Linked DNA regions of Homo sapiens: region 1 is linked to region 2. A link is a loop called in an ENCODE intact Hi-C map of the cell type or tissue named here. Cell type or tissue: endothelial cell of umbilical vein. All regions are shown on one strand. Each heading gives the region's core, and the rest is flanking DNA. Links, peaks and the distances in the headings are about the cores only. Region 1 has its middle 75 kb from the start of ST8SIA6. Region 2 holds the start of LOC105376437 (a long non-coding RNA gene).

Region 1 (16,021 bases), core at 2,840-10,839, 53 kb after region 2:
CTTCAACCAGCTCCTTTCTTTCTAAATCCATTTGGAGGCTGCAATCACCATAAAATAAATTGAGCAGAAAAGTCAGTGGAGGTCTGGAAGTAATGCTTTTAGTTCCAAAAAATTAGTCTGCCCAGATTCAATCAAAGACAAAACATTTTATACAGCAACAGCTCAGCCCACGCTCCTCACTCTACACTGTCTACTTAATATTGCTCTCCTTGCATGTCCTGCTGACATAGTGAGTCCAGAGTGGACTCACAATCTTCCTCCTAGAACACACACGCTCTCTCCCAACAAAAGGCACTGTCATTCACCCAGTTAATTATCCTACAAGTTGCCGGTAGTTCTTACTCCTCCTTCTCCCTCATTCATATCCAAATCTGTCATTTCTGCCTCTTACTCATTTGTCAAAAGCATTCATTACTCCCCATCACCACACTACTTCCAGCCTTCACCCTCTCTTCTTTTTAGGAGTAGTTGTATGATGGTACCTCTTTTAAATTTTATTTTATTTTGTTGAGACAGGGCCTCACTCTGTTGCCCAGGCTGGAATACAGTGGTGCAATCTCGGTTCACTGCAATCTCCACCTCCAAGGTTCAAGAGATTCTCCTGCTTCAGCCTCCCAAGTAGCTGGGATTACAGGCATGCACCACCACGTGCAGCTAATTTTTGTATTTTTAGTAGAGACGAGGTTTCACCATGTTGGCCACGCTGGTCTCAAACGCCTGGCATCAAGGGATCCGCCCACCTTAGTTCCCAAAGTGCTGGGATTATAGGCGAGAGGTGTGGTTACTTTTTTTTTTTAATTTTACTTTAAATTCTGGGATACATGTGCAGAATGTATAGGTTTCTTACATAGGTATACATGTGCCTTGGTGGTTTGCTGCACCTACCAACCCATCATCTAGGTTTCAAGCCCCACGTGCATTAGGTATTTTATTTGACCTAATGCTCTCCCTCCCCTTGACCCCTACCCACTGATGGGCCCCAGTGTGTGCTGTCCCCTCCCTGTGTCTATGTTTTCTCATTGTTCAACTCACACTTATGAGTGAGAACATGCGGTGTTTGGTTTTCTGTTCCTGTGCTAGTTTGCTGAGGATCATGGCTTCTAGCTTCATGCATGTCCCTGCAAAAGACATGATCTCATTCTTTTTTATGGCTGCATAGTATTCCATGGTATATATGTACCAGATTTTCTTTATCCAGTCTATCATTGATGGGCATTTGGGTTGGTTCCAAGTCTTTGCTATTGTAAATAGTGCTGCAATAAACATACGAGTGCATGTGTCTTTACAGTACAATGATTTATATTCCTTTGGGTATATACACAGTGATGGGATTGCTGGGTCAAATGGTATTTCTGGTTCTAGATCCTTGAGGAATCGCCACACTGTCTTCCACAATGGTTAAACTAATTTATTTTCCCACCAACAGTGTAAAAGTGTTCCTGTTTCTCCACAGCCTCGCCAGCATCTATTTCTTGACTTTTTAATAATTTCCATTCTGACTGGCATGAGATAGTATCTCACTGTAGTTTTGGTTTGCATTTCTCTAATGATCAGTGATGATGAGCTTTTTTTCATATGTTTGTTGGCCGCATAAATGCCTTCTTTTGAGAAGTGTCTGTTCATATCCTTTGCCCACTTTTTGATGGGGTTGTTTTTTTCTTGTAAATTTGCTTAAGTTCCTTGTAGATTCTGGATATTAGACCTTTGTAAGATGGATAGATTGCAAAAATTTTCTCCCATTCTGTAGGTTGCCTGTTCACTCTGATGCTAGTTTCTTTTGCTGTGCAGCAGCTCTTTAGTTAGATGCCATTCGTCAATTTTGGCTTTTGTTGCTGTTGTTTTGGTATTTTAGTCATGAAGTCTTTGCCCATGCCTCTGTCCTGAATGACATTGCCTAGGTTTTCTTCTAGGGTTTTTATGGTTTTGGGTTTTACATTTAAGTCTTTAATCCATCTTGAGTTAATTATTATACAAGGTGTAACCACAGTTACTTTTGTGTATCCACTTGCCTGGGTCACAGGGTGCCCAGATATTTGGTCAAACAACTCTGGGTATCTCTGTGAGGGTGATTCCGGGTGAGATTAATGTTTCAATAGGCATATTGACCAAAGCAGATTGCCCTGCCTCATGTGGGTGGACCTCATCCAATCAGTTGAAGGCTTGAATAGAACAAAAAGTCCAACCGTCTTGTGAGTAAGAGAGAATTCCTCCTGCCTGAATGCCCTAGATAGGACATCAGTCTTTTCCTGCATTAGGACTCAAACTGAAACCTCAGCTTTCCTTGGATCTTAAGCCTGCTGGCCTTTGGCCTGGAACTTACACCATTGGTTTTCATGGTTCTTGGGCTTTCGGACTCAGACTGGAGCTACATGCCTCCCCACCCTGTCCCATTTTCCACAGAGCATCCGGGGTGATCTCAAACTACACATCTGATCATGGCACCACCCTGCCTAAAATCCTCTAAAGGCTTTTTATTCATCTTAGGAAAATACCCCAAATCCTCAACAAAGGCTGCATGGTCTGCCCAATGGGGCCCCTGCACTTAGCTTTAGCCACTGTAGGCTTCTTTTTATCCAAATGCCCTAAACTCTTTCCTGTCTCTGTGGCTTTGTACATTCAGTTTCCCTGCCTGAAATAGTTTTTCTTCCACCGTTTATGATGCTAACTCTAATTCATCCTTTATTGCCTCCACTTGAGGAAATTTCCACAAGTTTCCCAACCTGCAATTCTAGAACAATGGTACCATTATATGTCACACCCTGCATTTTCCTCCGCGACCATGCGTGTTGCTAAAGGTTGCTTATGTAATGGTTTGTTTGATGTTTATTCCACCACTGCTCTGCAATTCCATGCCCGTGGGGGTATCTGCAATGCTTGCGGGAATTGCACATAGGAAGCCTTCTAACAATATTTGTTGACAAAAATGAATGAATATGTTATTTGCAATAAACCTATATAAATAGAGTTCTTTTTTTTTTTTTTCTTTTGAGATGGAGTCTTGTACTGTCACCCAGGCTGGAGTGCAGTGGTGCAATCTCGGCTCATTGCATCCTCCGCCTCCCGGGTTCAAGCAATTCTCCTGCCTCAGCCCCCGAGTAGCTGAGATTACAGGCGACTGCCACCATTCCTGGCTAATTTTTTTTTTTTTTTTTTTTGTATTTTTAGTACAGACGGGGTTTCACCATGTTGGTCAGGCTAATCTCGAACTCCTGACCTTGTGATCTGCCCACCTTGGCCTCCCAAAGTGCTGTGATTAGAGGCGTGAGCCACCATGCCCGGTCAAACCTATATAAATAAAATAACATGAGTAAATATGAAAGCATGGACAAACACAGTCTTTTTTGTAAAAAAATAAAGGCAAAACCATTTAAGTACCAGAACATACTCCAAACTGCTATGCCTCTTCCTTAATATCAGAGAATTTGTATGTTTAAATTTAGTTTGTGAAAGCGAAATACTTTATTTTAAAAACCTGAATTAGCATTTTAATACATAATAATATGTGTTCTCTAATAACTAGGTTGCAATATAAAAACGATTTAATTTCTTCATATAATATAATGGGTGCCAGTGGGATTGTGTAAGGGAGATGGAGGTACCTGTGGAACTAGGAAGGAGAGAGAGACAGTAAGTAAGTAAGGGAAATATCAGCAGAAGTAATAAAGCGCGATCCTCAAGTGCTTCTAGAAAACTCAAGGGAGATGTCAGCACAGGGTCTCAGAGCTGACTGGGTAGGTTTGAAGCTGGACTGTGCTATCAGTTTAGGGGCATGAATTCATGAAATAAGATCTTTAATATCACTAAATTTGTACTCAGAGTCATGGGGAAATTTGGATTCCATATGTAAAATACCTGGCACATTATGGCTGAATAAATTTTAGTTTAATCACTTTTGGTTTTATTTTTTGTGTTTTGTTGTTATTGATGTTTTGTCAATTAAAAACAAAACAAAAATGACTTAGTTTAGGTTAAATTTCATTTACAGTGTATTAAAATGATGCTTCCTTTACAGCTCAGATCTGAGTTGTATCATTACGTTTTTTTCCTAAGCATGGGAATATTTTGAGTCATATCTTCCACCCCTAGTGAACATTTTTTTTTCTTTTTTTTTCTGTGATGGAGTCTCACTGTGTCACCCAGGCTGGAGTGCAGTGGTGTGATCTCGGCTCACTGCAGCCCCCACCTCCCAGGTTCAAATGATTCTCCTGCCTCAGCCTCCTGAGAAGCTGGGATTACAGGCATGTGCCACTGAGTCCAGCTAATTTTTGTATTTTTAGTAGAGACGGGGTTTTGCCATGTTGGCCAGGCTGGTCTCGAACTCCTGACCTCAAGTGATAGTTGGATCACTTTTGAATGACCTCAATGATTCAATTCTTTTTACTGGAGAAGGCTAATAAGCCAGACATCTGCACCTAAGTTCCTCTTTATATTGGCTTATATTGGCTAGGTGGATCCTATATATATATAGGATGATTCCTATATATATATATAGGATCCACCTAGATCCTATTTTCAAACTTTACTGTGAGAAAGAGCTAAGAAGTTTGTAGAAATACCAGCTCCAGGGCCTACCGCCGCCCGCAGAGACTTTCATTCAGTGGTTCTGAGATGGGGCACAAAAATCAGGATTTCAGCAAGCTCAAGGAGTTTCTGATGTAGCTGGTCCACTGGCCACAGTTTGAGAAATGCTGATGTTGAACCTGTGAATAGACCTATGGTAACTATACTTTAAAACTACTGCACATGGTTGATATGGTTTGGCTGTGTCCCCACACAAATCTCATCTTGAACAGTAGTTCCCATGATCCCCACATGTCATGGAAGGAACCCAGTGGGAGGTAACTGAATCATGGGGGTGGGTTTTTCCCCATGCTGTTCTCGTGATAGTGGGTAAGTCTCACAAGATCTGATGGTTTTGTAAATGGGTGTTCCCCTGCACAAGCTCTCTTGCCTGCCACCACGTAAGACATGGCTTTGTTCCTCCTTTGCCTTCTGCCGTGATTGTGAGGCCTCCCCAGCCATGTGGAACTGTGAGTCCATTAAACCTCTTTTTCTTTATGTATTACGCAGTCTTGGGTATGTCTTTATTAGCAGCATGAGAACAGACTAATACAATGGGATACTATGGTGTTGAACCATAAATAAATAAATAAGATAGACTTCAAGAAAACACATAAGCCTCTGGGTGGTGAAATTCTTACCAGTCTTAATTTCTTTTGTACTTTTCTATATTCCCTGACTTTTATGTTGAGATGCACTTATTTTTTTAGCTTTTATTTTTAAGTGTAGGGGTACAAGTACAGGTTTGTTACATAGGTAAACTTGTGTCATGGGGGTTTGTTATACAGATTATTTATCACCCACATATCAAGCCTAGTACCCGTTAGTTATCTTTCCTGATCCTCTTCCTCCTTCTACCATCCAACCTCTGATGGGCCCCAGTGTGTGTTGTTCCCCTTTTTGTGTCTGTGTGTTCTCATCATTTAGCTCCCACTTGTAAGTGAGAACATGTGGTATTTGGTTTTCTGTCTGTGTTAGTTTGCTAAGGATAATGGCCTCCAGCTCCATCCATGTCCCTGCAAAGGACATGATGTCATTCCTTTTTATGGCTTCATAGTATTCCATGGTATATATGTACCACACTTTCTTTATCGAGTCTATCATTGATGGGTATTTAGGTTGATTCCATGTCTTTGCTATTGTGAATAGGAGATGCACATTTTTAAAACCAGAAAGAAATGTTTTAAAAATGATTAACAGCTGGACATGGTGGCACATGCCTGTAGTCCCAGCTACTCAGGAGGCTGAGGCAGGAGGATCGCTTAGGCCCTGGAGTTTCAATCTAGCCTGGGCAACATAGCAAGACCCCGTGTCTAAAAATAAATTAATTAGTTAATTAAAAAATAACAATGAGTATACGCTCTCTTGGTTTTAGTCTATGGTTCACTCATACCAGTGGACCAGTATGAAACAGAAAATATTTGAAGGAAATACACTAAAATATTAAAGGTAGAGTAATAGGTTTCGGCGGAGAAAGAGATCCTCTTCTTGCGTTACTTTTTAGCTCTTTACTCACCTTTTTGGTGGAAGAACGTTAACTTTATCTTTAAAATATAATAAGGATGTTTTCTATCCAAAGAGTTATCATCCATTCTCAAACGATTTTATAAAGTGCCTGACAGTTTTGACAGAAGTAATGCCAAGTATCCATCACAATTCCTGCTCAGATACTGAAAATAAAGCAACACAAAACTGGGAAGGCCCTGAAATTGTTTCGATTGAGTCTCAAATGTCCTTCTTTTGTTATGTTCTTTCTCCTGTGCTGGCTTAAGTTCCTCCAGCCTCACCCCACCCCATATTTTCTGGCATAGTCATTTCCTTTTCTTAAATCCCCTGCCCCTATCCAAACAAACACCAAGTATTGCTTCATTTTCATCTTTAAAGTACTCACAAATGTTAACTCAAGGAGTCCCTTGTGCCTAGAGAAAGCCCACCTACACTGACCCCCTTACTTCCATACTTCCTCGCTTTCTTAGGCAGAAATAATGAGGGTCCAGAACTTCAGCCCTCCTGACTCCAGCACTCACAGCCTGCAGCCACTGTCGACCTTGAGACCACAGTACTAATCCCATTTTACCCTTTGCCTCTAGTTCAGTCCCAGCAGCTCCTGACTCCCAGATCACTTCTTATATCTTGCGTTCTAATGATTATTAGATTATAGTTCTGGCCAGACATGATGGCTCATACCTGTAATCCCAGCACTTTGAGAGGCCGAGGTGGGTGGATCACTTGAGGTGAGGAGTTCGAGACCAGCCTGGCCAACATGGTGAAACCTTGTCTCTACTAAAAATACAAAAAACTAGCTAGATGTGGTGGCATGTGCCTATAATCCCAGCTATTTGGGAGGCTGAGGCAGGAGAATCACTTGAATCTGGGAAGTGGAGGTTGAAGTGAGATGAGATGACACCATCATACTCCAGCCTGGATGACAGAGTGAGACTGTCTTAAAAAAAAAAAAGATTACAGTTCTGCCTATGGCTTTTCTGTCCTTCCCTGTAACTGCTCTTTATCTCCCAAAAATCCCCCTCCACTGTGTTCATTGAAACTTATGGTCCATTCATCAGCATAATCCGTTAAACCTCAACTTCTCTCTCAAACCAGTCAGTTTTGCCATGGTGCAACATGATCATTACTAAAACCCACCATGCTATTCAAAATGACCTTATAAAAACCACAGAGTTTATGGAAAAAGTAGCATTGGGGCACAATACTCAAATACTTTGCCAGTGACACCTTAAAAAAATAGTAACCTAATTAAAAGAGCAGCACAGTTTTCCATATGTTAAATGGTTAGGAAGGATATTACAAGAAATACGGCACTTTACCTTGAAAAAGACATGAAGTGTGCCTATGGAAGTGGGTCACAAGGAAATCAAACCAGAACTAAATAACAATACAGTAACCAGGAAACCCCCCAGATAACTGAAAATGATATAGTACACTTCTCAGTAAACCATGGATCAAAGACGAAATCACACTGGAAATTAGAAAATGTTTTGAGCCAAATGATAATAAAAATGATACATCAAAATCTATAGTCTGCAACTAAAGCAGCGCTTAGAAGAAAAGTTATTTAGTTTTAAATGCACATATTAGAAAGAGAATATTCAAAGTCAATGATCTAAACTTTCACTTCAAAAAGCTAGAATCCAAACAGCAAAATAAACCCACAGAAACTAAAGCATGGAAATAATAGATGAAGGAGGAAACTCATGAAATAAAAAAAGACAAAACATGGAGAAAATCAACAAAACCAAAGTTGGTTTTTGGAAAGATTAGTAAAACCAGTAATCCTTAGGAAAAAAAAGAAAGAGAAAAAACACTTATAACAAATATCATGAATGAATAAAAGGACAGCATTCTGGATCCTATGACATTAAGGAAATACTAAGGGCCAATGCCTAATTTAAAGAAAATTCCAGGCCCAGATTTCACTGGTGAATCCTAGTTAACTTTTAAGGAAGACGTAATCACAATAATACACAAGCTTTTTGTGTAAAAAGGGAGACAGAACACAAGCTTTTTGTGTAAAAAGGAAGACAGAACATTTTCCAACTCTTTTTTTTTTTGAAACTGAGTCTCACTCTGTTGCCCAGGCTGTAGTACAGGGGTGTGATCTCAGCTCACTGCAAACTCCACCTCCCAGGTACAAGCAATTCTCATGTCTCAGCTTCCCGAGTAGCTGGGATTACAGGTGTCTGCCACCATGCCCGGCTAATTTTTGTATTTTTAGTAAAGACGAGGTTTCACTACGTTGGCCAGGCTGGTCTCAAACTCCTGACCTCAAGTGATCTGCCTGCCTCGGCCTCCCAAAGTGCTGGGATTACAGGCGTGAGCCACTGTGCCCGGCCTCAACTCATTTTATAAGGCCAATATAACATTGGTGAAAGGACATTACAGGAAAACTACAGACTAAGAGTCCTCATAAATATAAACACAAAAATCCTTAATAAAATATAAACAAGTCAAATTTGGTAATATTATAAAAAGGATAATATGTCAACAAAAAGGACAATTTATTCTAGGATAGAAAAATACTTTAACAGCTATGATTTTAATGGTTCCTCAAAAATTCATGTATTGGAAATTTTACCCCCAATGCAATAGTACTGAGAACTGGGGCCTGATGGGAGGTATTTAGGACATGGTGCTTCCACCCTCATGAATGAATTAATGCTGCTATTAAACGGGCTTGCTGGAGTGGGTTCCCTTTTCCTCACGCTTTCACCTTCCACCCTGAAAGAACAGTGCTTTCATCTTGAACTTCCCAGCCTACAGAACTGGGAGAATAAATTTCTATTCTTTATAAATTACCCAGTCTGTGGTATTCTGTTATAGCAGCACAAATGGACTAACACAATGTAATTCACCACATTAGCAGAATAAAGAGGCAAAACATTCAATTATCTCAGTATCTGAAAATAAAGCTCTAGATAAAAGTCAATACTGGGAAGGTGCGGTGGCTTACGCCTGTAATCCCAGCACTTTGGGAGGCTGAGGCAGGTGGCTCACTTGAGGTCAGGAGTCCGCGACCAGCCTGGCCAACTGGTGGAGGTTGCAGTGAGCCAAGATCCAGCCTCTGCACTCCAGCCTGGGCAACAGAGCAAGACTCTATCTCAAAATAAAAACAAACAGACAAACAAAAAAGTCAATACTGGGTCATAGATAAAAGTCAATTGTCCATCAACAAGAGAATATATAAACTAATTATGCTATATTCACAGGATGGGATACTACTCCATGATACCCACAAACCAATAATAGAGGGAATTTTCTCAACTGGATAAAACGTGGCAACAAAAAACGTGCAGCTACTATCATTCTTAATAATAGACTGTTGAATGTTGTCCTCCTAAGTCAGAAATACAGTAACGATGTCTACTCTTACCACTTCTGTTCAATATTGTACTAGTGGTTGTAGCCAGTGCAATAAGGCACCAAAAAGAGATAATAAAAATTGGAAAGAAATAATTTAGACTGTTATTCAAAGATAACATCGCTTTGTACATAGAAATCCTAAGGAACCAACAAGTTCCTAGAACTAATTTGAGTTTAGCATGATTGTGGGTTACAAGGGCAATGCAGAAAAATCAATTATATCTGTATATACCAACAAAAAACAATTAGAAAATTAAATTTTTTTAAGTTACCACTTAGAATAAATGACATTAAATACTTTTGAGTGGAGAGTACTCAAACCTAAAAATTAAAAACATTGCTGAGATAAAGGAGACATAATAAGAGTGATATACAATCTTCATGGAATGGACTAGCTTAGGGGTATTAAGATTTCAGTTCTCCCTAAACTAATATTTAGATTCAGTGCAAGCCCGGCAGATGTTGGGGTAGGTGGGAGGCAGTGGAATTATATTGCTGATGTGAGTGTAAAATAGTACAACCTCTTTGAAAAAACTGGCAATTGCTGATAAAGTTAAACACAGAGTTACCTGTGACCCACAGATTCTACTCCTAACCAAGGGAAACAGGTAAGTGTGTCCACTAAAAGACTTTTCCAGAAATACTGATTAAAGCTTTATTCATGATAGGTCAAAAGTGGACATAACTCAATTGTCCATCAACAAGAGAATGCATAAACTAATTATGGTCTATTCACACAATGGAATACTATTCAGTGATAAAAAGAACAAACAACAGATACACGTTAGAACATGAATGAGTCGTGAAAATATTATTTATGGTGATTGAAAGAAGCCAGACACAAAAAAAGTACATATTGTAAGATTTCATGTGACGTTCAAGAATATGTAATACTAATCTCTGCTGTTGGAAATCGGAAGAGAAGTTGCATGTAGGGTGTGGGCACTGATGACAAAAGGGCACGAGATAATTTTCTGAGATAATGGAACTATCTTATATTTTGATGTGAATGGAGATCACACTTGTGTCTGTGCGTGTGTGTGTAGACGTATCTCAAGCTGTACACTTAAGATTTATGCATTTTAACATGTATAAATCATACCTCACTAAAGTATTAATATGTATATATATATATATTCTCCCCCTCATTCCCATCTCCCTTCCTGCTCTATTTTTCTTTTTTCACACTTACCCTATTCTGAGTTACTACATTATTTCTTACTTGATTTTTACATTGTCTGTCTTCCCCAGTAGAATGTAAGTTCTCTAAAGACAGGGCTTTGTTTGGTTCATTGCTGGATTTCAGCGATGAGAACATTATCATATATTAGACAGTTAAAAATATTTGTTAAGGAAATGGAAGGCATCCACATTTTATGCCTTATATTTATTTATTTATTTATTTATTTATTTTTGAGATGGAGTTTTGCTCTTCTTGTCCAGGCTAGAGTGCAATGGCACAATCTCGGCTCACTGCAACCTCCGCCTCCTTGGTTCAAGCATTTCTCCTGCCTCAGCCTCCCAAGTAGCTGGGATTACAGGCGTGTGCCACCACGCCTGGCTAACTTTTGTATTTTTTTAATAGAGACGGGGTTTCACCATGTTGGATAGGCTGGTCTCGAACTCCTGACCGCATGTGATGCACCCACCTCGGCCTCCCAAAGTGCTGGGATTACAGGTGTGAGCCACTGCGCCCGGCCATATGCCTTATGGTTCTGATTGTGTAATTAAAAGCTTTCTTTCCCGTTAAAGGAATGGCCAACAAATGGAAGAAACAATGGCTTTCCTCTCACTCCTGAAACCAAAATGGTGCTGAAGGTAGACTCTTTCAATTCACATAGGCAGCCACTCTCTGAACAAAACAAGGACTCGGAATCACAGAGTCACCACTAATCCTCTTCTACTTTTCTCTTTTCTATAATACTTCTTCTTCCTCTTGTCACTTTATCACTAAACTCAAACGCTGAGTCTTTCAGCAGTGGCATACTTAGCATATTTGACATCAACAGCATATCATTGTTAGCCCACCCACCCCCAAGAGGCCAAAATTATTTTTAGTAATAGCCGTGCAATGAAATAAATCATAATAATGGCCAGAAAATAAACACAGTGAAAATTGATTTTAACTCTCTCTGTATGATTATGCCAGAAAAAACATTGTTAATAAAATTAAAATTAATATTATGATACAAAAAAAGAAAAAGGTAATGAATTAATTCTTTTTAATTGGATTTATATTTTTATCTTGAAAATGAGGGGAAACATTTTTATCTATGTTCAATCTCAGTAATGAACAATAACGTGTTCTATTTTAAAGTCTAAATGACTTCATCAAAACTGGTCTTTTCTGGCCAGGTGCAGTGGCTCACGCCTGTAATCCCAGCACTTTGGGAGGCTGAGGTGGGCAGATCACTGGAGGTCAGGAGTTTGAGACCAGCCTGGCCAACATGGCGAAACCTGGTCTCTACTAAAAATACAAAAATTAGCCAGGCATGGTGGCGGGCACCTGTAATCCCAGCTACCCGGGAGGCTGAAGCGGGAGAATGGCGTGAACCCAGGAGGCAGAGGTTGCAGTGAGTCAAGATCGCACAACTGCACTCCAGCCTGGGCAACAGAGCAAGATTCTCCATCTCAAAAACAAAAAAACCTGATCTTTTCTGTATATATGGTCATGCAACAGTGGGCTGAGTCTCTCAATCTAGGTATGTATGCTCACCGATGACCAAAGTACACTTCATTCACTTTCGTTTGAAAGCCTTTGTTTCCCACAAAGCCACAGATACATGAATAGTTTGGAAAAGTTTTAAAGACAAAGATAAGTTTGGCAGAGATTTTACAATAAATCCCAGAACTTGCAATAATGTCTATGTGTTTATTTCTTCAGGATAAATTCTAGCAGGTGTCAGATGTACCCACAGTCAAGAAATCTTAAACAAAATTAAAAATGTCAAGTGGTCACATAGAATGACAGATTGAAGCAATTCAATTTCTGGTTTCTTTGTCTTTACAATCTCTGTGCTGTCTTTTTAAATTTTTAATCCACTGTTTAAACACAGGGATGCATATGAGTATCACAGGTTTTGGAGGCCTAAACCACGCCTGAAGTGAGTGCCAATGATTCTAAACCATGACAAACTGAGTCTCAAAGCAATCATTGTGTAGCTGAGTCCACGTGCATCTTAGTCTGTGTGCGGTTATGTAACTGGACATTCTCCAAGTTAACTTCTATGTAGACTTCAGTGTGTATGAAAACAGAAGCTAAAATGTTCTTATTTGAGACATACATATATAGCACTAAAATTCAGCAGGAAACCGTGGTTGTTCAGAATCTAAAACAATAAAAAAAGAGGGGGTGGGATATTTTATCAATTTTACATAAAATTGCTGCTCCACGGTGATGATAAAAAGCCAAACCCCTTTCAGTCACTTTTCTCCTTGCTTTCCACTTCTCTACAGACAATGCATCCTCTTAGTGCCTGTTCCCAGGGCTGACTGGTCCCACTGCCCTGCCCCTGGGGTGCTACTGAACTTCAGAGAAAATTTTTACAGTGTCCTGTCAAAGTTAAATAAAAATATACAGATGAGGCTGGGCACAATGGCTCACAGCTGTAATCCCAGCACTTTGATAGGCCGAGGCAGGCAGATCACCTGAGATCAGGAGTTTGAGACCAGCCTGGCCAACATGGTGAAACCCCATCTCTACTAAAAATACATAAATGAGCCAGGCATGGTGGTGGGTGCCTGTAATCCCAGCTACTTGGGAGGCTGAGGCAGAATTGCTTGAACCCGGGAGGCAGAGCTTGCAGTGAGCCAGGATCACGCCACTGCACTCCAGCCTGAGTGACAGAGTGAGACTCCATCTCAAAAAAAAAAAAGCGTATATATGTATAATATATATATGTATTCATCTGTATATATTCATCTGTATATATATGTATACATATATATGTATACATATATATGTATATACATATATATGTATATACATATAGACATACACATATACATATACACACACACACACAGATGATTCTCTAAACAAAACATCTTGTTTGGGAAAACAGAATTGCAATTGAGGGCATACACAGAGACGGAGGAGGTCTTCAGTATGCTTGAAGAACAAAGGGAAGATTGGAGGTTTTATGAGAAAGTTCAGTGTTAGGTATTGTTTTGGAAGAAAGCTCATTGGCACTAGAGCTTTGAGGAGCTGGCAAGCCCTGACTGGTGAGTGACGACAATAGGTAAAACTAGTCTTAGGGTGGTCATGGCAGGTCGTTTCAGCAGCTACCAGGTAAAACATACCTAAGGGTTACAGCAGGTCGTTTCAGCAGCTGGGCTTGGGGATGATTCCTGAAGCAGGTGCTATGTGCCTTGAGTGCTTTTCCCTCCCAGGTCCCTTGACTTTTATTTAGTTGGGTATGACAAAAATAACTCAATTTCTATAATCAATTCTCACAGTGCTGGCTCAGTGTCCTCTGACACCCCACCCTCCCTAACCTAGGCATGCAGAGAGCAAGTCAAAGAGTCTTGGCACCAAGTTTCACTGCCCAGAACGCTCAGGTAAGCAACTGGGAAGTGTCATGGAAAGAGGATGATGTGCGAGGGACTTCAGCCCCTGAGTAACAGTGCAGGGCGAACGTCGGAGGAACTCAGGACCATTCATTGCCTTTCCGTGTGGGTCTGTCTGATGATTTACATAGAAAAGGGAGCATGGAACGAGAAGTAGTGATCTGATTCTGATGACAGACACTGGAAAACTTTGAAAATGAAAAGAGGAAAACACATGTTTAAAAATGGCTTTTGTGCTGGGCACGGTGGCTCATGCCTGTAATCCCAGCACTTTGGGAGGCCGAGATAGGCAGATCACTTGAGGTCAGGAGTTCGAGGGCAGCCTGGCCAACATGGTGAAAACCCATCTCTACTAAAATACAAAAACTAGCTGGGCATGGTGGCGGGCACCTGTAGTCCCAGCTACTCAGGAGGCTGAGGTAGGAGAATCGCTTGTACCCTGGAGTCAGAGGTTGTGCAGTGAGCCGAGATCACACCACTGCACTCCAGCCTGGGTGACAGAGCAAGATTCCGTCCCAGAAAAAATTTACAAAAGGCTCTTTCTGTAAAGAATGCCAATGACAGTCATTCATGTGGACACGCAGCCATTTCACTCATCACCATACAGCATATTAACAATAGTCCACATCACCACATATGTGTCACAGTAAGTGCTTTTAATTGGACAATGTGTACTCTGTCTTTCTATATCACAGTTTATATAACTCACGTAGCCTAAGCTAGCCTATGTGCCCACAGGTTGAAAGAATCTCACGGAACGTTAGTCCCATGAATTTTTTGTCCCCAGTAAAAATCTGAATGCTGGGAAGCTCTGGGCTTTCCACGGTTTGGAACGAAATTCCTGTTACCTCCTTTTGTTTACAAGTCTCTCTCCATGGCCATCATAGCCACTGCTACTGTGCTTCCATCTGTTTGGATTCAGGCTAACTTTGAGAGGCAAGATGGAAACTTCTAGTGCTTCAACAAGCAATTATTTGGGATTGTTTCTCGCTCATTAATCAAGAAGGCAGGCACATGAAGTTCTGCTCTCTGAAGTGCTTACGGTGTTATCCACCAGTTAAGGGGATTATGAACTATCCCTCACTGACTCAGACGTATGACAACAATAGGTTCCAGATGTCCCAAAAGTTCTGATTTCAAATATTCTGTGTCCCAGTGCTTCATTCAGAAAATAGGGTTTCTGTACTCAGGGCTTGTGACTGCCCAGCTGTGTTACTTGAGTAGTGATGCCTGAGACAACAATGAGGTTTGTTTGCAGTGGTGGACAAACTGCTGTCTAGTACTGTTCAACGTTAAGCTTTCTTTAGAGAGGAGAACAAGATGGTAGTGTCAGTGGACATGGCCCCAGACCACCCTGATGGCTGGCTTCATGGAAGTTGGTCACCCTCTGCAATCAGGAACCAAACCTTCACACACAGACTTGGCTAAATGGATTCAATTGCTGTTTCAAGATGTTTGCTCTTTCCAAGCAAATAAGTGATTGGGAAATTATGGTTCCTTATGAAAATAATAGACAACAAGTTTTTTTAAGAGACAGCCTGTTGCCCAGGCTGGAGTGCAGTGGTACAACCACAACTCACTGTAACCTCAGACTCCTGGGCTCAAGCAAACCTCCTACATAGCTGAGACTGCAGGTGCACACCACCATGCCTGGCTAATTTATTTATATTTTGTGTAGAGATGGGGTCTTGGTATGTTGCGCAGGCTGGTCTTGGACACCCAGCCTCAAGGGGTCCTCCCACCGTGGCCTCCCAAACCACTGGGATTACAGGAGTGAGCCACTACTCCCAACCAACAGGCAACAATTTAAAATGATGATTATATTAGTTTTCTATTGATACTGTGACAAATTACCACAAATTTATGGTTTAAAACAACACAAAGTTATTATCTTTGATTCCGGAGGTCAGAAGTCCAAAAGAAATCGGTAGGGCTGTATTCCTCCCGGAAGCTCTAAGAGGCAATCTGTCTTCTTGCTTTTCTGGTATTCACACGCAGCCCCCATTACTCAGCC
Region 2 (16,021 bases), core at 4,260-12,259:
TTTTTAATTTTATTTTTATCTGGAGAGACAGCTACAGCTATTTTTTTTTTTTTTTTTTTTTTTTTTTTTTTGAGACGGACTCTTGCTCTGTCACCCAGGCTGGAGCGCAGTGGCACGATCTCGGCTCACTGCAACCTCCGCCTCCCAGGTTCAAGTGATTCTCCTGCCTCAGCCTCCCGAATAGCTGGCACTACAGTCGCCCGCCACCACGCCCAGCTAATTTTTTAGTAGAGATGGGGTTTCACCATGTTAGCCGGGATGGTCTTGATCTCCTGACCTCGTGATCCACCCGCTTCGGCCTCCCAAAGAGCTGGGATTACAAGCGTGAGCCACCGTGCCTGGCCTTTGGAGAGCATTTTCTTACACTCTTACATTCGCTGAATTACTTAGGATGGCTCCATCCCAAGGATGCTGATCACCTCGCTGTTCCAAATTGCTTAGGTTATAATTCAGAATTCTTATTCTCCCAGACTCTACACGAGCTCTAAGTGGTAATTTCATTTTTAAGTTGTGAGATAACCGTATGTTTACCCAGCATAATTAATTTTCCCTTGGAAAATGTTCCTTTAATTATGTTTTGCATATTTGAATGATTCCGATTTTGCACCTGTGTTCAGAGGCACCTGATTCTAATGAATTGATTACCTAGGCTAGAGAATGAATATAATTATATTTTGCCTACTTTGATGATGAACTTTTCATGTGTGACCTAGCTGGCATTTTTGTACCCTATCTTATCACCTCATTAACTCCATTAAGACGTTTCAGTGATATTTAACATCTTATAGAAATTTAGTCAAATTTATATTATAACTAATATTACAGAGCCAAGACAACTTGGCGTTCTCTTCTCGCTTTCTCTGAGAAACTTACTAACTTGGAACTTCTCTCGGCCAATTATTTTCACTGTTTTATCCCCTCACAGGCATTTTTATTTGTTTTGCTTTGACAATTTTTCTTTGACGACCACTTTGTCTGTTCAATCAAGTCTCCAACATACACACAAAATAAAAATTTGGAGGAGTTTTTCAAATCATTTGAGCCAATATCATATTTTGTGTTTAGATTATTGGGCTAAGGAGAGCACGGCTCCAATTTTCTTTCCTGCCTTATCCAGACAACAGTCTAATTACCCTTTCTATTCCAGCTGTGAAAGCCAACCCGTGGGAAGAGAAATGATTCTTTTTCCAGGTCCCAAAGCAAGTTATTAGCAGCTGTGAACCCAGGAATCTCTACTGTCTCCACAGGTGCCCAACAAATATGACCTCATGTTGCCACTGAATTGGAAGAAGATATTTTTCCTTTCTTCTGAGAACTATGGCATGTTATTGCTGCTACTGATTTCATTCCACCTTAGAATTACTGATGTTGTCCTAGTTATTTTAAATCTGTTCTGGAAAATAGTTTAAATAAGTGCAATAATATCAGTCGTATTACTGGGACTCATGTTTTCAGAGAAAATGCCTTTAAAATGAAACAACTTTTACTTAGGAGTTTTGTTAAGTAAGTATAAATTATAGGCATGTGTCAATGATATAATAGGATAGAGATACAGGAATAGACCAGTGTCACCACACACACACACAAAATGTTTAGAGATTTAATTAGAAGAAAGGACAGCTAGATAATAAAAATTTAATACAAAAGATTGCCAAATCTAAAATTACAGACTAAAGATGAGTTGCCATTTTAAGAATGTGCCTTTTTATAGAGCTGGTCATCAGGTTTAAGCAGAGCTGAACAGATGAATATTATCCAGCCTAGGAGAGGAAGATTCCTTCTCTCTGAAACAAACAGCACTTTAATCGACACCCGAGGGAAGGAAAATTCCTCATGCCTTTTTCTCATCCATTCGTTTTTACATAAAACACATATTCAGAATTTATAATGTTTCAATACTGATATTGAAATAATATGACTTATTTTGAGCCCCACATAAAAGTAACAGTTCTCCCATACTTTTTTTAAAGGAATGACCAATTAAGCTTTTTAAATTGATTTTTACTTGTCTCTATATTTAAGAAATTTAAATTTACCTTTTTTTTCTTATTTTCTTTTTAATTGTTCTTTTCATTTAAGGAAATACATTCAAACTCACAGTTTTCCTGTTTGGTAGTCAACACTCTTAGTGGACAGGAATGTTGACTGTCTTTTTCACACTGTATCCCCAGCACTTTGAACCACACTGTTACTTAAGTAGGTGATAGAAAACATTTGCAGAATGAATGGATCCATAACATATTAAAGACACAGATTAGGAGTTCATTGGCAAAATATGCATTATGATGATGTCTCATAAATGTAAATAAATTTCATAGTATTGTTGGGACTCAGAAAATAATACCTCAAAATGAAGGTCTCAGAAGCAAAAATTTTTTTTCTTTTTCCTGCCCTCCGTCTCTCATCCCATTCTCTCCCAAGGCTAGCCATGGAAACTAGAATCTTTCTTCCCCAAGGCAGGTCATAGAACCAGAAATGTTTTTCCCCCAAACCAGCTAAAAAACCTAAAAATATCATTCTAACTCCCCCATCCCAAAGTTTCCATGTAAAAACCAGCCATAAGGGCTGGATGTGGTGGCTCTTGAACAATCCCAGCATTTTGGGGTGCCAAGGTGGGAGGAGCACTTGAGTCCAGGAGTTTGAGACCTGCCTGGGACCCAGACTCTACAAAAAATTAAAAAATTAGATGGGTATGGTGGTACAAGTTTGTAATCCCAGCTACTCAGGAGGCTAAGGCCAGAGAATTGCTTGGGTCCAGGAATTTGAGGCTGCAGTGAACTGTAATCGCGCTACTGTACGTAGCCTGGGTGCCAGAGGAAAACCCTGTCTCAAACGAAACAAAACAAATAACCCACAAGCCATAAGGAAATTATTTGATCTACCTTGTTTGACTGATACGGTTGGCTGTGTCCCCACCCAAATCTCATCTTGAATTGTAACTCCCATAATTCCTTCGTGTTGTAGGAGGGAGCCGGTGGGAGATAATTGAATCATGGGGGTGCTTTCTCCCATACTGTTCTCATGGTTGTGAGTAAGTCTCACGAGATCTGATGCTTTTATAAGGAGAAACCCCTTTTTGCTTGGCTCTCTCTCTTTGCCTGCTGCCATCCATGTAAGATGTGACTTGCTCCTCCTTGCCTTCACCATGATTGTGAGGCCTCCCCAGGCATGCAGAACTGTAAGTCCATTAAACCCATTTTTCTTCCTGGTCTCGGGTATGTCTTTATCAGCAGCAGGAAAACAGACAAATACATTGACTATAGGTCATAAGACCCTCATTCCAGAGAGGGTTGTGCCCCATTCCCAGATGGAAAAATTGCTGCACAGAGAGGCCAAGAAGAATCTAGATAGAAAGTCCTTGCTGGGTTTCCCCACTCAGTCCATTAACATTAGATCAGACCCTTTTGTCCAAGCCTATTTCTACATGGCTGTTCATATTCTGTTGCACCTAAGTAAAAAATTGACAATTACCTTTGTATCTTTGGGTCTTCACCTAAAGGCATTCACATCACATAAAACTAAGATCAAGGCCGGGTGCGGTGGCTCACGCCTGTAATCCCAGCACTTTGGGAAGCTGATGCGGGCAGATCATGAAGTCAGGAGATCGAGACCATCCTGGCTAACATGGTGAAACCCCGTGTCTACTAAAAATACAAAAAATTAGCCGGGCATGGGGGCGGGCACCTGTAGTCCCAGCTACTCGGGAGGCTGAGGCAAGAGAATGGCATGAACTCGGGAGGCGGAGCTTGCAGTGAGCCGAGATCATACCACTACACTCCAGCCTGGGCAACAGAGCAAGACTCTGTCTCACAAAAAAAAAAAAAAAAAAAAATTAAGATCAAATAAATGTGTATGCTTTTTCTCGTTAATCTGCTTCTTTTCAGTGATTTCCAGTGAACCTTCAGAGGGTGAAGAGAAAGTTTTCACTTGGCCCAGACAGTATCTTGAGTTTTTTTTTAATTTCGGAGGCTTCTTGAATTTGAAAATGGCAGATCTATGGAATTCACCAGCATGATAAACACACAGACCATAACATTTTCTGCTTCTGAAACCCTGGCAAGCCAGACTAAATTCCATTTTTATTGGGGAAAGGAGGCAAGTTCTCCAGTGATGTCCTCATCTGCAGTATTCTTTCAGGAACAGAAAAAGCAGAAAGTGTACAATAATAGCTGGGGCCAGGCACAGTAGCTCGTGCCTGTAATCCCAGCACTTTGGGAACCCAAGGTGGAAGGATCATTTGAGGCCAGGAGTTTAAAACCAGCCTGGAATACATAGCGAGACCCCATCTGTACAAAAAAATAAATAAATAAAACATAAAATAATAGCTTATTGATCAAGATCCACAGCTATAAGAAGTGCACCCACCACACCCACTCACAGCATAGGAGCAAGTGGTAGAAGGCAGAAAGAGAATCATTCTTAACACAGAAGCAAGAGATTTTCAGCCTCAGCATCTGAGAGTGGCCTTTCCAGAGGCTCTGGTGAAGCCGCCTTGTCCTAAACTGATGTGGAGTCCTGTAATAATCAGTTAAAGGCTTTGTTAGTGGCGTGGGTATGTTATATGGCTCTGGATTTAGCGGGTGGAAGAAAGTCAAAAACCTTTGAAAAATGTAGGCTAAAATGCTTTTCTCTGTGGTCCAGTTGTGAGTTCTGTCCCTCTGCTGTGATTCTCAGGGAACACTTCGCATGCACGGATTGGCTTCCTTGTTCCTTAACTGGATGACTCCTAAATTTGACCTCCAGCTTTGTCCTCTCTAATGAACAGAAAACACTCCTGTTTCTGGAAGCTTCCTGGATATCTCGCCACTGTGATTTCCCACCAGCACCTCACTTAAGTTCTTATCTGCTCCTCCTGCCCAAACTAAACCTTCCTCTTGGCCTATTTCCTATGATGATGCTATTGAGCCACTGTCAAGCCTCGCAGGTTAGATTTCCTAGATTTATCTTTATCTTTAATTTCTCCCCCTCTTTTCACCTCTTCAATATATTTTCTCTGTCACCACCTTCCCCTCTTCTAGCATCGAAACTGGTCCCTTGACTTCACTTACTTCCTAACCTGATCGATCCTATATGGCACTTCCAAAATATTTTTCTTCAGAGTTGTCACACGTAGGTCTCATGCCATGCTGCTGTTCCAAGAACAAATTTGCAGTTTCTCTCCATTGCAAGGCAGTTGAGATGAAACTGAGTAGGAGATGGGTAGGACTTATTTCCCAGTCTCAAGAGGATGAAGTGAAGAAACTAGGCTGGGATCACACCTGTAACCTCAGCACTTTGGGAGGCTGAAGCAGGAGGATGGCTTGAACCCAGGAGTTCAAGACCAGCCTGGGCAACATAGCAAGACCCTGTCTCTACAAAAATTAGCTGGGCATGTTGATTTGTGCCTGTGGTCTCAACTACTCAGGAAACTGAGGTGGGAGGATTGCTAGAGCCTGGGAGATCAAGGCTGCAGTGAGCTATGATCATGCCACCGTAGTCCAGCCTGGGCAACAGAGTGGGACCCTGTCTCAAAAAAAGAAAAGGCAAAAAAAAAAAAAAAAAAAGAAAGGAAAGAAACCAACCAGCAGGAACCAGCAGAAGATGAGGAAAGTGATCACCAGCTATCTTCATTGCTTATTAGCACAAGACACTCCCCCCAGCGCCATGACAGTTTACAAATGCCATGGCAACAACCCAGGAAATTACTTCTCCTTTCCATGGTAACAACCTGGAAGTTACTGCCTCATTTCCTAAAAGTTCAAAGTAACTCCCCCTCAATTTGCATGTAACTGAAAGTGGGCTCACGTGAGTATGAATACAGTGGCCAACAGCCCAGGCTGTTGCTGATTGTGGTGCCCTGCTTGTGAGTTAGCTCTACTCCATAGGGAGCAGTAGCATCCAATTAAAAGATTGCTGTCTTAACTCTACTGGCTCATCCTTGATTTCTTTCCTGGGTGAAGCCAAGAAACTTCGTGGGCTTAGCGCCACTTTGACGGCTCACCTGTCCTGCATTAACTCCACAGTCAATATCCAAACTACAAACTATACCCTTGTTGTTATCAGCACCGGGACACCAAGGTTCAACATCTGTGTGAGCTCAGATATCAACTTTTTATGTGTCAGTTACTTCACTTGAAAAGTGTTCTGTTAGGGTTGTGTAAAGATTGAGTTAATATATGTATATTAGGCACTTAGAATAGTACCAAGCGCTTAGTAGGTATTATATTGGTGTTTCTTGTTATGACCAGTCTTAGAGCCTAACAAATAGAAACACCATTTCCCAAACATGTCTTCACGTTTATCATTTCTCAACTGATAGAGTTTGGCTCTGTGTCCACACCCAGATTTTATCTTGAATTGTAATCCTCCTGTGTAAAGGGAGGGACCTAGTGGAAGGTGATTGGATTACGAGGACAGTTTCCCTCATGCTGTTCTTGTGATAGTGATTGAATTCTCACGAGATCTGATGGTTTTATAAATGGTAGTTTTTCCTGAGCTCTCTTGTGGGTCCCCACGTAAGACGTGCCTGCTTCCTCTTCTGCCAAGATCGTAAGTTTCCTGAGACCTCCCCAGCCATGTGAAACTGTGAGTCAATTAAACTTCTTTCCTTTATAAATTACCCAGTCTTGGGCAGTTCTTTATAGCAATGTGAAAAAGGACTAATACGTGAACTTTTGCTCAAATTGTTCCCTCTGCCTTCAATGACCTTTTCGTCATATAAAGTCTACCCATTTTTCAAAGTCTACCGCAAATACCAATACTTCCCTTGAAATTTTCACTTAAAAGTCTTGTCTTTTTTTGAATTCAGGATAATACATCTGCCCCAACTACCTTTATTCGTAAGAAATAAAATAATATACACTTCGGTATTTTAAAGTCTCTATGTAAGATGATATTCTATAGAGCTGTTATATTACTAAGTTGGTCTTTTTGTTACAGCCATACTCCAAAAATTTTCATTATGTTATTTTATTTCATTTGTCAGTGAATTTGAAATCATTTTCAAGAGCAAAATTAGAAACAAAATCCCAGCTTTAGGAAGAAATAAATCAGAGCTTTCCAAAACTAATATTTTAGGATTTACGAAGGTTTTTAAGAGAGAAGAGTTTAAATATTTTTAAAGTATAGACTTATAAAGCATTTCTGGGGAATCTGAAGAAACAAATATAGCATTACACCAGTATTATGCTATTTAATTTTATTTCAATCAGGTGATTTTAAAGTTTGAATGGCTATTTTTTTTTCTTTCAACTGTATTTTCTCTGCTATATTTCATGCATTGTAAGACTTTAAAGGTTGGCCCCTTGTGGAGACAAATTACACCTGGGGAAATTAGCCCAGGTGTTGGCAATTAATTGTGGAGCCAGAAACTCCCCAGTGATGTGAGACGGAGCCTTCCCACCGTGTTCTCTGGACTCCTTTTTCTAAGATGCTGGCTCTTCAATTTTAATGAGGGAAAAGTGCCCCCCTGTGGTTTGTACTTGGACTTGGTTTGTTTTTTTTTTTTTTTTCAATGTAAATATTATGTTCTTTCCCAAGGAAAAGCCGGCAAAGCTAGGAAGAAGGCTGTACTCATCTGGATTCTAATTTTCTCCTCTTTGGGATCCTTATCAGTAGCAAATCACCTTTTAAGTCATCCCTTCACCCGTCCACCAGCCTCAAATCCATGCCCTCACACTATCCCACGTCCATTCTCACCTAGGTGCCTTCAGAGCCAGGATCCCTCCAAGAGCTCACCCATCCTAATGTTTTCAGGAGGGAAACAAACAGAAAATGCTTTCAGTAATGGTCTGTGCTGGACTCCTCCCTCCTTTCTCTAGTTATTCTTTTCCCACTCCCACTCCTCCAACCTCCCTGCCACACCAAAATTTCTAATTCCTCTGATGCATATCCTCTCATCTGTGTTTATTCTTTCAAGAAGTTTATTTTAGGTTTGTGTGCATTTATTTTTTTCTTTTTTTGAGATGGAATTTTGCTCTGTTGCCCAGGCTGGAGTGTGGTGGTGCCCAGGTTGGAGTGTGGTGGCACAATCTCAGCTCACTGCAACCTCTGCCTCCCAGGTTTAAGCAATTCTCCTGCCTCAGCCTCCCGACTAGCTGGGATTACAGGCGTGTGCCACCACACCCGGCTAGGTTTTGTGTTGTTAGTAGAGATGGGGTTTCACTATGTTGGCCAGGCTGGTCTCGAACTCTCAACCTCAGGTAATCCTCCCACCTCGGCCTCCCAAAGTGCTGGGATTATAGGCATGAGCCACCGCGCCTGGTCTTGTGTGCATTTCTTACTGTATTACGTAAATGGTCTTGAGCTACAGGTAGCATTCTTTCTTCCAACTGTTACTCAGCACTCTGTCTTTGAGAATGAGCCATGTTGCTGTGTGGACATTCAGTGCATTGCTTCTAAGGGCTGCCCTGTGTTCCACAGCAGACATACAGAACATTACACTAATCCTCTATCCCAGAGATAGGTACCCTGATGGCCTCTAACTCCCACAAACAATGCTATGATGAATATCCGTAAGCCTGTTCCAACGTGGGCCTGTGTGTGAATTCCTTCCAGAAATACCAAGAAAGAGAATTCCTGTATCCTAGAAATATGCATACTCAGTTTAAAGATTTCCTGCCCGGATGTTCAAGACTGCAATACCAATTTATACTTCCATCAGCCTATTCATGAGGGTGCCTGTAATTCCACATCCCTATCCTTTGCCAGGCTATTGTGTGGAAATGATACTTCATTGTATGTTGACTTACAATTCTGAGGAATAATATATTGGAGCAACTCTTCTGTTTGTTAACTTTTATTTGAATTTTCCCTTCTGTAAATCACCTATCTGTATTCTTAGATTTTTTGTTTTGTTTTGTTTTGTTTTGTCAGAGTCCCTACCTTCTTCTGGTTGATGTGCAGAAATCCCCAGTTCCTTGTGTTTTCTAGGTTTCGGTTCCTTGTCAGCTTTAGGCCTTGCCAATGATTTCTCAATATCTGTCACTTCTAACCTTGTCTGTGGCATCTTTCATTGCATGGAAATCCTTAGTTGTTTCTTTATGATACATCTTTTGCAAAAATAGAAGAAGCCTTTTCCTATCCCTCATGTAAGGGGATATTCTCATGCTATATTTTCTATTAAATCTGATATGTATATTTTTCATATCCAAGTCTTTATCTGGAGTCCAACTTTGCAGGTGGTACATAGGAATCAGTTTCAACTTTCTTTATATGGGAGTCAGTGTTTCCAACATCATCTGCTAACATGTATGCTTTCATATTAATCTGTAGAGCCATCTTCATCATATATTAAGTTGCTGAATTGTCTGTTCTGTTCCATTGTTTTACTGTCTGCCTGTCTACCAATATCACACTGTTTCTAGCACTGTGAGGCTTTGTAGTATGTCTTAGTATCTGATAGAACAGGAGCAGCCACATTTCTCATTTTTGTAAAGATCAAATTGACCATTCGTGGACCTTTAGTCTTTCACATGAATTCTGTAGTAAATTTAACCACGAATTTCATTGAAATTTCCTTGACTATATAGATTAATTTGAGAAGAATTGACAACTTTATGGTATTAACATCCATCCAGAGACATTGAAAGCGTATTTAGTTGGATTAATTGTTATGTCCTTTGTTCAGTTGAAAATTTTTTTCTCAAAAAAGGTTTATTCCTTGTTAATTCCTAAATACCTTTAGTTTTTATTGAAATTGTAAATCATGCCTTATTTTTCTTATATTTTCTAGACAGTTAATACAAGCATTAAAAATTACTGATTTTTATGTTGATCATGTATGCAGCAACCTTGATCAACTCCCTTCATTGTTCTAGTAGCTCATCTATTGATTCCATTCCTAGGTAAATTATGTTATCTATCTCTTTCTTGACCAAGCTTTATACACCATTTGTTTTTCTTTTTTTTATGGCATTCACTGGGATTATGTTAAGCAGTAGCGGTGTTAGAGACATACATTCTTGTCTTTTCCTCTACTATAAAGTGAACTTTTTTGTTTTGGGGTATATAGTGGTAGGAAAAATATCTCCTTTTTTCACTTTTTCACTTTGTTACAGAAACTCTGAATTTTAACTAGAGTTATATCCATCCAGAATTAAGACTGCCTTTACCATCCTCTCTTGCAGCTAGATATGACCTCGTAATTAAGTTCTGGTCAATGGGATATGAGTAGAAGTTGATGTGATCATCTTTTGCTTGTAACTTTAAAAAGGGCCACCCTATCAGGAATCCCGTAGATTGCTTCTGGAGGTAGAGAGTATGCATGTAAGAAGAGAGGTTAAATGAAGCTTCCTTTCCCATCACCCATATCAGAAATGGGTATGTCTTCCAGTTCCTTGTTTCTGGTGGCTGAAATGCAGATATAATGGTGGTATCCAGAGTAACAATAGTGGATCATACAGATGAGGCCAGCACCTCAGGATGACACAACAACATAATAGTAGGAGAATAGGCCCCCATACCATGAAATTGCCGCATTAATCCTGAACTGCTGTTGAACAAACAACACACACTTGGAGAAAGTACTTAAATTTTTATGTATACCCTCATGTTTAAATGCCATATGGCTAGATATAAAAATCTTGGCTCAAAGTTCATTTCTCTTTGTTTTAAAATGCTAAGCCATTGTTTTCTTGTAACCAGCATTGCTATTGAAAAGTTTGATTTTTGTTTCTCTGTAGATGGTCTGCTGTTTATCTCCAGAAACTTATAATTCTCTTTGTCTTTGATGTTCTGAAATGTGACTATGGCATCTAGGCGAGGGAGTTTTTGTTGCTGTTTATTTATTTAATGTATTCATCATGCTTCATGCTTGGTGAGCACCTGTTCCAGTCAAGAATTCATCTTTAAACTCCTCAAAAGAATAGGCATTTTGAGTAGATAGTCTCCCTCAGTTACAACCTACTTGCCCTAGAGAGACAGAGGTGAAGAAAGTGCCAGAGTGTGGCTAGTCATTTTTCGTATACTGTTATAAACTCTTCATTCTTGGAAGGCTTTTGTTCTGCTCTGATATTAACCTGAAGACCCAGGCTATAATGGCTGATTCCTGCAGTGAAGAGTGTAGCAACCATTAACCCAAGACCTTGGAAGAAAGAAGAAACAGCAGAACATTAAAGCTTTTTTCAAGCTGTGCTCTCACTGTGCCTGTGAGATCCTTCTCCTCAAGCTGTCTCTGTCGCTCCAGCCTGGCCCCCATTTCACCCACCATCCACACACAGGAGTTCACCCCACTGTTCACATTCCCCAGGATGTTCATGCCATATTTATGTTAGTTTCTCAGCTCCAAGCTTCTGTCTTACTACTAGATTCTCCAGGGTTGATTTGGGAAAAGAAAGCCAGCAACCCATCCTGGCTCACCATCCTAACGAAAAGCCAAAAATCAGATACAGGAATTGTTTACGAGGCTTTGGCTGGGTGGAGTTATGCACACCTGTAATCCCAGCACTTTGAGAGGCCAAGATGGGAGGATCACTTGAGCCTAGGAGTTCAAGATCAACCTGAGCAACATAGTGAGACCCCTGCCCCCCATCTCTAGAAGTAAATAAATATAAAAAGAAGTCTTAACAATTGGCAATATTGTTGCATTAATAGTCAGACTTTTAATCTGGAAGGAAGGGAAGTTACCTTCACTAGAGCCTGGAGAAGAAAGTAAATTCATCCAGATGCAACGTTGCTGGACTACCTGACCACTTTTCCACGCTCTGTAGGTGGCTACAAGGTACTCAGACAATCCCTGAGATCATCTCTGGTGAAAAACATGACCTGGGGAAGGGTAATATTTGGAAATTCCCTAGGAGGCCACCCTATCGGCCGTAGATTGAAGGTTAAGAGTATGCATGTAAGAAGAGAGGTTAAATGAGGCTTCCTCTCCCATCACCCATCTCAGAAGCATATCACACATTGAACACAACCAAATAGGACTGTTCTGGGTATGCTGTGGTTTTTGTTTTTTTTCCCCCAACTTTGCATGGTTGTTCATTATCTAAATAGGGATTGCCTTAGGCACCTAAGGGAAGGTCATCCTCTAGGCTGCTTTTTAGCATGTAAAAAATGCAGGGTGAAATTGTGAAAGGACTATTAATGTCTGCATAACTCATGGCTGCTGAGTCAACTTGACTTTGGCTGAGCCCAAGGACCATTTAGAAATCATAGCCTCCGGACATTGTCATACCCTGATGCCCAAAAGAAACTGTCTGGGGCTTCCATTAAACTGATGGATGTCAGGAATGGGTATAAAAGTTCTAAAATCTTGCATGAGAAATTGGAAGGGTCTGAGTTTGTTCTCCTACCTTTTCCAAAGAAAAAAGGGAGAGATATCTAATCTTTTAAAGTAAGCATTAGAAAACTCCAAATCCAAATGACAGAAGAGCCACTTCTTAAAAAAAAAAAAAAAAAAGCAAATATCAACGGAAGGTGATATTGTTAGTAATCAAACTGGATTGATCCAGATATAACACTATCATACACTACCTTTATTATCTGCTTCTCAAATTTCCTTCTCTCTATCGCATTATCTCCCTCTAGGGACACTTTTGCCTATCAGTATTAATTAAATGTGAATGTTAACATGTAGGAAGATTTATAACTTCCTTGGCCTGACAGCTGTGCTGAAACTGAAATGCATCAAAGAGGATGAATGGCCCCGTCTGCCACCCATGAATGATGATCACTTCTCCAAATTGGCCAGAGAGTTTGAAAAAGTATTTTGGGGAACTTGCCAGCTAAGACTTTTCCATTCCACCTCCTCACCTCTTTCTAACCACTGCCACCATCATAAAAGAAGCACGTCTATATGAAGCACTGTGGAAAATTGGGGCCCAGGTGTGAAAAGTGAAAAAAGTGGAGTGAAGACCTGGTAATCAAATGCCAAATTGCAAAGTTGCAAAGAACAAATATTTTGGCCTAGAATCATCCCTATTTGTATCACAGCCAGTTTAAGCAAATAGAATAATATGTGTTCATATAATCTATCGGTACAGATTTAAAATGGGTCAGAAACAAAATTTTTGTCCTATTTTAGACTGTGGATCCAGATGACAAAAACAATGGATGTCAAAACACCTCGGAAGTTTCAGAACAGAAAATAGAGAAAACAAATTTGACACTGGAGTCATCTCTGATCATGACATTTCATACAGTTCTCAAAACCAACTTATCAAGAATTTAAAAACGTATCTATGTTATGGTTTATAGGAATTGCATGAAGCTTTATTCCACTTTTACTATGCATGCCATCTATTTATATATTCAAAGAGTTTACATTAACATGACTTTACTATGATGTCTTTGTAGCTTTATTAGTATAACTTGATTGGCATAACTTGACTCTTCCAGGGTACTCTTGCCCTCGGAAATGACTTGATTGTTCGTTACTGGAAGTTCCCAAAAGATCTGTCAGCTTTTCACTGGGAAGCATCAACTGTTGGTTTACAATTCTGTCAGACTCTTGAACCCCTTGCCTCAAATTCTTTGCCATGCTACTTCCACTAACTCTAAATTGGTAAACATGATCCTGACCCAATCTTAGTCAAACTCTTGCTTTGAAAGCCCCACCTTAAACCAAACTTCCGATTCTCAATAAAATCTGACCTTGCCTTTCTCCCTGAAACCCTGTAGAAACTCTGCCAAGGGAGCATTCTCCCAGAGCGTGGTAAGCAGTAAACTCAGCTTTGTCTTACCAACAAGCTGTGTTGATGAGAGCTGAGAAACATTCAACAGAAGAGCATGCAATATTGCTATATATTCATTAAAAGCATTTAGAGCATACAGAAAAAAGAATGACATAAATGACAAATTATTTTTCACTTTAGTAAAGATTTACGTGGGAAAGAGGCTGATGGAGAGATTTTCAATTGTAATAAATAGTAAATGTGTGGGTCTTGTGCTGCATATATGCATGCCCTGTATAAAGCAGCAAACCTCCTGCCCAGCACCCCTATTCCTCATATCTTGTTGCCCTTTTTGGTGGGTGGAGGAACGATGGTGGGAGCTTCAACACTTACCACCATCTGACACACAAACATACACATTTGCTTATTTGTTTACTGTCTGTCTCTACATTCAGTCCTAATATAATTGCCCAGTGAGTTCTTCCTGACTGATGTACAGGAAAAACCACTTCACTTAACCTGTGGTATTGCAGTAGAGAAAGAGTTTAATTAACCCAAGGTCTCCAAGTGGAAGGACTGGAGTTATTACTCAAATCAGTCTCCCTGAGAACTAAGGGGCTAGGGATTTTATGGATAATTTGGTGGATAGGGGCCAGGGAATGGGTACTGCTGATTGGTTGTGGGTGAAACTATAGGGGTGTGGAAAACAGTCCTCCTGCACTAAGTCCATCTCTGAGTAGGGGCCACAGACCCATTTGAGTCATGAATCACAAATCCAGGTGGGGTCAGTCAGTTGCCAGAATGCAAAAGTCTGAAAAACATCTCAAAAGACAAATGTTAGGTTCTACAATAGTGATGTTGTCTATGGGTGCACCTGGGGAAGTCACGATTCTTGTGACCTCTGGCCACATGACGCCTGAGCAGTAAAGGATCATAGAAACTACACCCGCATTTTAGCAGATTTCAGGCCCTCTTGTAATCTTAATCTTGTGGCCTTTTATTAGCCTTACAAAGGCAGTTTCAGTCCCTGAACAAGGAGGGGATCAGTTTTAGGGAGGGTCTGTTATCATCCTTCCTTCCAAGTTAAACTATAAACTAAATTCCTCCCATGGTTAGTTTGGCCTCTGCCCAGAATTGAGTGAGGACAGCTGGCCTGTGAGGCTAGAAGCAAGACGGAGTCAGCCACACTAGATTCCTCTCACTGTCATAATCTTTGCAAAGTTGGTTTCACTAACTCAAATATAAACTTCATGAGGGCAGGGACTTGGTTTATTCTGTGCTGTATCCTCAGCACCTAGAACACTGCCACATTTACAGTGAATATTTGTTTAAAGAAGGAAGAAAGGAAGCAAAGAGGGAGCAGAGGGGAGAGGAAGAGAGGAAGGGAAGGCAGAAGGGAGGGAGGGGGCAAGCTAAATTATGGGAGGCGAGGCAGTCTCATGACAAATGCCCAGACTTGGAAGTTAGATCTGATTCAAATTCATTCACCAACTTACTAGCTATATGACTTCAAGCAAAATACTACAATTCTTGATAGCCTGTTTGCAGGTTCTAGCAGGGGAATGCAGCTACTCATGTACCCTTAACCAAAGACCTGTCCTCCTCTATCGGGGTTGGTCTTCCTCTTCAACCTAGCACACAGCTTCAGGAGGGATGCACATGGGGCAGTGAGTGAGGAAGGGGACACCCACCTAGCCAGCCAGATCAGCCACATCAACCCTGGCCATCAAGGGAGTGACAGATGCCACAGCCAGATCCCCCTCACATCCAAAATACTTGAAGCCTCAATTTTCTCATCTATAAAATGGAGGCAATAATATCCATATTGCATAGTTGCAAGAACAGAAAATGTATAAAAATATCTGAAAAGTATCTAGCATAGTTCCTCGCAAGCAGTAAACTGTTAATAAATACAAGATCCATATGTAAAAAAATAAAATTCTTAGTTATTTAGGAAAGAATGATAGCTAAGCTTTGCATTCTAAGAGAGTGGAGGCATCTGCTTACATATTTTTGTAGAAAATGGGATATTCATTGGAAAAAAAAACACCTAGATGAACTTTTTAGGTTTAGAAAATAGGGGTCGTTGGGCAAGTCATAGAGAGAAGAATTTAGTCAAAGGTGCTTGCTTGTTTTGCATAATTAAATGATGGGTATGAAAACTTTGTTTTCTGGTGGGAACTCAGGAGATAGTACAATGTAGACTGAGTGATGGGGAATTCCTTCTTCCTCTACTCACCTTAGGTTCATTAGCTGGATCCCTGCAAATCAGACTGCTGAAAGTCAGATGAACAAGAGAAAGGCCAGGCACGGTGGCTCACGCCTGTAATCCTAACACCGTGGGAGGCCGAGGTGGGTGGATCAAGTCAGTAGTGCAAGACCAGCCTGGACAACATGGTGAAACCCTGTCTCTACTAAAAATACAAAAAGTA

The links. Hi-C counts contacts between places; a loop is a spot of excess contacts. Peaks named below come from ENCODE experiments on the same cell type or tissue, not always from the same donor. Only the 100,000 strongest peaks of a DNase experiment are listed, where the experiment ranks them.
Region 1: a loop joins it to region 2, with 6 times the contacts of the local background. A loop is called at or near these places in 2 of 110 quality-filtered maps.

Annotation. Positions count from the first base shown.
Region 1 is chr10:17,521,331-17,537,351 of GRCh38, forward strand. No RefSeq gene overlaps it. Among named protein-coding and RNA genes, the nearest start is that of ST8SIA6, 75 kb to the left of the region's middle. In endothelial cell of umbilical vein, for the core only: no CTCF peak of the experiment used is centred there; a DNase peak (open chromatin) is centred at 6,391; H3K27ac peaks cover 2,270 bases.
Region 2 is chr10:17,467,352-17,483,372 of GRCh38, forward strand. It overlaps LOC105376437 (a long non-coding RNA gene), which reads right to left and starts at 5,636. Exons shown (of 3, transcript XR_930714.1): 1 at 5,562-5,636; 2 at 5,049-5,184; 3 at 4,288-4,515. RefSeq lists a silencer at 7,239-7,533. In endothelial cell of umbilical vein, for the core only: no CTCF peak of the experiment used is centred there; a DNase peak (open chromatin) is centred at 8,540.